Linked DNA regions of Homo sapiens: region 1 is linked to region 2. A link is an interaction called in ENCODE POLR2A ChIA-PET data of the cell type or tissue named here. Cell type or tissue: Caco-2. All regions are shown on one strand.

What was found. ChIA-PET counts read pairs that join two places held together with the same protein. Peaks named below come from ENCODE experiments on the same cell type or tissue, not always from the same donor. Only the 100,000 strongest peaks of a DNase experiment are listed, where the experiment ranks them.
Region 1: POLR2A ChIA-PET joins it to region 2 with 14 read pairs; 2 of 35 experiments call an interaction of 5 or more read pairs at or near these places.

Annotation. Positions count from the first base shown.
Region 1 is chr7:101,516,036-101,518,535 of GRCh38, forward strand. All of the region lies in intron 3 of COL26A1 (collagen type XXVI alpha 1 chain), which reads left to right. Among named protein-coding and RNA genes, the nearest start is that of LINC01007, 52 kb to the right of the region's middle. In Caco-2, no CTCF peak of the experiment used is centred here; no DNase peak of the experiment used is centred here.
Region 2 is chr7:101,120,622-101,123,121 of GRCh38, forward strand. No RefSeq gene overlaps it. Among named protein-coding and RNA genes, the nearest start is that of SERPINE1, 5.2 kb to the right of the region's middle. RefSeq lists enhancers at 1,121-1,740, 1,327-1,621, 2,361-2,500. In Caco-2, no CTCF peak of the experiment used is centred here; DNase peaks (open chromatin) are centred at 1,470 and 2,100; H3K4me3 peaks cover 424 bases.

The DNA of each region.
Region 1 (2,500 bases), 400 kb after region 2:
TGGTGTAAATAACTGAGGGGGAAGTAAGGAGTTGCTGCCCTGGGAGGGTGAACCTGGTTTTAGCCCTGGGTTGGCCACCATTCAAATGTGTGATTGTGGCCGTGAGCCACTTAACATCCAGATATCTTTTCTAATCTGTACGAAGAAAGGGCTGAGTGAGATCATTCTAAGATCCTTCTTGTCTTTACAACTGTATGGGAGATTTGCTTTTTTGTTGTTTTTTGTTTTGTTTTGTTTTGTTTTTTTAGAGAGAGAAAGAGAGTTTTGCTCTGTTGCCCAGACTGGAGTGCAGTGGCAATAGTCATAGCTCACTGCAGCCTTGACCTCCTTAGCTCAAGCAATCCTCCCACCTCAGCCTCTCGAATAGCCGGGACTACAGGTGCGCACCACCATGCATGGCTAGTTTTAATTTTTTTTTTAGAGATGGGGTCTCACTAGGTTGCCCCACCTAGTCTCAAACTCCTGGGCTCAAGTGATCCTCCGGCCTCAGCTCCCAAAGTGCTGTGATTATAGGCATAAGCTAGTGCACCTGGTGAGATTTGCTTTTTAATATAAGAGTACAAATTACAGCTGTCTTTTCTCAGCCATGCAGTCTAGTCCCACATTCTCTAACCAGTTCAGGGGCCCAGGAGACGGCTTTGATCATTCGTGTCTTAAGGGCCAAACAACTGAGGTTCAGAGAGCCGAAAAACTTTCTCAGGGTCACACAGCGTGTCGGGGGCAGGGCCCAGAGAGATGACTAGGCCTTAAGCTATTAGGCAACCACTGTAAAATCCTGCACAGAGGCCGTCATGTTGTTCGAAGGCATTTTAAAGAACTATTCGGGGCAGCAATACACAGAAAGTCTCCCTAAGAAAGAGCCAGATCGTGTTTGGGTGATTTCCCAGGCTGGAAAATCCAGGCAAGTGGAAGAAAAAATTCATCCTTGGTGAAGGTCGGTGCCTGGTAAGGGGAGGGGCCTTGTCGAGTGCTCCTCGGATTACCATGGCAACTGCCTCCTGCCAGGAAAGGTGTGATCCTGAGTCTGACCCTGAGACTCAAGGAGTCTCCTTCACTTGCCCCGTGATTCTTCCCTTCCTGTCTCCTTCACCCATCCCATCTCCCGCCTGAGCTGACATCACTGCCCTAGGGAAGCTGAGCCCAGGCTGCCAAATGCCACCAAGCAGGTAGCTTCCGTGTGAGCGCAGTATTCCCCAGAGATGTGGATGGATCTCCTTCACCTGTTCCTCCGTTGGGTGTCTAGGAACCTGGGCAATGGGGCTCTGACACCTGCCTGCCCATCTGTATTGGTCCGTTTTCACGTTGCTGATAAAGACATACCCAAGATTGGGCAATTTACAGAAAAAAAGAGGTTTAATGGACTTACAGCTCCACGTGGCTGGGGGAGCCTCACAATCACTGCGAGGTGACTTGCTCCTCCTTGCCTTCCGCCATGATTGTGAGACTTCCCCAGCCACGAGAGAGCTTGTGCTGGGTGCAGGGAAACTCCCACTTATATAATCATCAGATCTCGCGAGACTTACTCACTATCACGAGAACGGCATGAGAAAGACCTGCCCCATGATTCAATTAGCTCCCACTGGGTCCCTCCCACAACATGTGGGAATTCAAGATGAGATTTGGGTGAGGACACAGCCAAACCATTTCACCATCTCTTGCCCATCTTGATCCCAGGGGATAGAAGATAGCTGGGCTGGAAGACAGGGTTGGGGTGCTCCAGGGCTTCCCCCACTGCAGTCAGAGAAGCTTCCCTTCTCCCCGCATTTTTTTTTTTTTTTTTTTTTTTTTTTTTTTTTGAGATGAGGTCTTGCTCTGTGTCCCAGGCTGGAGTGCAGTGGTGCAATCATAGCTCACTACAGCTTCGAACTCCTGGACTCAAGCGATCCTCCCACCTCGGCCTCCCGAGTAGCTGGGACTACAGGCATGCACCACCCAGGCCTAGCTTGTTCTAAAAAACTTTGAGAGACGATGTCTTGCTAAGTTGCTTAGGCTAGTCTTGAACTTCTTGGCTCAAGAGATTCTCCCACCTCTACCTCCCAAAGTACTGGGATTACAGGTGTGAGCCACTGCACCCAGCCTGTCTTTTGTTTTTAAAACTCTGCTGCCATTTCTCTCTGAAAGCCCCAATGGCCAGAGAACCTTGCCCGCATCTTGCTGTATTTTTGGGAATTTGTCTGTTCCTTGAGAGGCGATTGCCTCCTCCTGAGCCTTGACCAGTGGGTGCTACAGGAAGATGAGGCCTCACCTAGTCCCAAGGCTGTGGGTGCCCCTCAGCCCTCTGGGGTTCAGAGTGCCTGGCAGTGTCAGGCCGCTCCCCACCCCACCACAGCCTGGAGGCTCCAAGGCTGCCAGCTTTGTTTCATGACCCTTTGAACCTTGACCTTGGGCTTGGAGCACCATTAAGACAAATTCTTTCCCAGTGATGAAGAGCAATGGCAGCGCCAACTCCCCGTGTCCAAGTGGGTCAGGAACCACAGAGTCCGTCTCCCCCTGCACTTGG
Region 2 (2,500 bases):
GTCACTTGAGCTCAGGAGTTCAAGAACAGCCTGGGCAACGTGGCAAAACCCCGTCTCTACCAAAAATACAAAAAATTAGCCAGGTGTCATGGTGTACATCTGTGGTCCCAGCTACTGGGAGGCTGAGGTGGGAGGATCACTTAATCCCGGGAGGTAGAGGCTGCAGTAAGCTGAAATGGCACCACTGCACTCCAACCTTGAGCCCAGGAGTTTGAGACTAGCCTGGGCAACATAAAGAGACCCTCATCTCTGAAAAAAAAAAAATTAGGCGGGGCACAGTGGCTCACATCTGTAATCCCAGCACTTTGAGAGGCTGAGGAAGGCGGATCACTTGAGGTCAGGAGTTCAAGACCAGCCTGGCCAACATGGTGAAACCCCGTCTCTACTAAAAATACAAAAATCAGCTGGGCGTGATGGCAGATGCCTGTAATCCCAGCTACTTGGGAGGCTGAAGCACTATAATTGCTTGAGCCTGGGAGGTAGAGGTTGCAGTGAACTGAGACCACACCATTGCACTCCAGCCTGGGCAAGAAGAGCGAAACTTTGTCTCAAAAAAAAAAAAAAAAAAAAAAAAAAATTGGCGGGGCATGGTGGTGCACACCTGTAGTCCCAACTAGCAACTCCTCAGGAGGCTGAGATGGGAGGATCTCTTGAGCCTGGGAGGTCGAAATGCAGTGAGTCATGACTGTGCCAAGGCTGGGAGCCATGATTGTGCCACTGCACTCCCACCTGGGCAACAGAACGTGGCCCCCACTCAAAAAAAAAATGCAATTGTGGACAAGCAAGGGCTACATTGGGTAAGGCAGCACCAGTTAGAGTGTTAGGGAGTTTAAAGAGAAATGACCGGCCAGGGGCTGGCAGGGGAGAGGGGATACAGCAGGAGAGGAGGGGGAAGTCAGTCACAGAGCCAGGGTAAGGAAGGGCCCCTGGACAGGCTGTCCCAGAGCCACGATCTTAAATAAAAGGCAGTGGAGGGCCAGGCGCAGTGGCTCACGCCTATAATCCCAGCACTTTGGAAGGCCGAGGTGGGTGGATCATGAGGTCAGGAGATCGAGACCAGCCTGGACAACATGGGGAAACTAGTCTCTACTAAAAATACAAAAATTAGCCAGGCATGGTGGCGCATGACTATAATCCCAGCTACTCGGGAGGCTGGGGCAGGAGAATCGCTTGAACCTGGGAGGCGGAGGATGCAGTGAGCCAAGATCACACCTCCGCACTCCAGCCTGGGCAACAGAGCAAGACTCCATCTCAAAAAAAAAAAAAAAAAAGGCGGTGGAGACACCCAGCACTGGTTCCCTCCTAGAGAAGGGGAGAGAGCCGAGCCCAAACACAGGCTATTTTTGGAGTTGTGTTGTTTGGAGAGCAACCAAGCCAGAAATAGTGCTGTTAGCAAGACCCTGCCTTCTCCAACCCCCGGCTCTCCCAGTGAAATCACCAGGAATCAGGGAGGCTGGGCCCCACATTCCAGGGAGCCTGTGTAACAGGCAGTGCTCTCTTCCCCACCGGAAGGGCTTGGGAGCTGAGCATTTGACTGTAAAAGGGATTCTGGGATTCCAGAGGGACAGAGGGACTGAGTCAGAGAGAGAGAGAGAGAGAGAGTGGAAATGGGGGGCAACCTCCTGCAGCGGAGGAGAGGGGACAGGAGGGAAGGCTCGGGGAAGAAAGGGTAGGCAGGAGGTCAGAGAGAAGGGAGCAGGAAGCGGGAGGCTCAGAGAGAGAAAGGGAAAGTGAAAAAGAAAGCGGGGAAGACAGAAGCAAAGAGGAAGAGCAGAGATCGGGCCAGAAGGCGGGAGGTCAGGGGGCGATGGGTGGTGGGAAGGCCAGTGTCCACCCAGGGCCCACCAGTGGGTGGGGGACAGAGGGACAGTCATGGAAAATCTGAGTGTGATCTACAGTCACGAACCACCTGCTCAGGGACAGATGGAGACATCTTTCCCAGTAGCTGGAATCAGAACTTTCCCCTGAAATCCACAGCCCGGTAACTCACTCTCTTATCTCTGACCCTCCGGAAGCCAGAGATCTAGCTATTTCATCAGCATGGACTTTTCTTTCTGTGCCCGTGTGACCCCTTACAAAAGAGCTCAAGCTGGAAAGAGAGGATTGGATCAAGAAAGAGAGAACTTAGGATTCAGGGGAAAAGGGGAAAGTGATAACCCCTTGAGTCAGATTCTGAGAAGAGGGTTTCTCTGAGAGGTCGGTGGGGAGCAGCCCGCAGGCAGCTGGACCCTGGTATGGAAGGGCTCGGCTCCTAAGGCAGGTAAGAGAAGGCAGGGCCACGTGCATGAAGTAGAGGCAGGGGTCATGGCCAAGTCTGGGTTCTTTTTATTTATTTATTTTTTTGAGACAATCTTGCTCTTTCGCTCAAGCTGGAGTGCAGTGGTGCAATCTCAGCTCTCTGCAACCTCCACCTCTTGGGTTCAAGAGATTCTCCCACCTCAGGCTCCTGAGTAGCTGGGACTACAGGTACGTGCCGCCATGCCTGGCTAATTTCTGTACT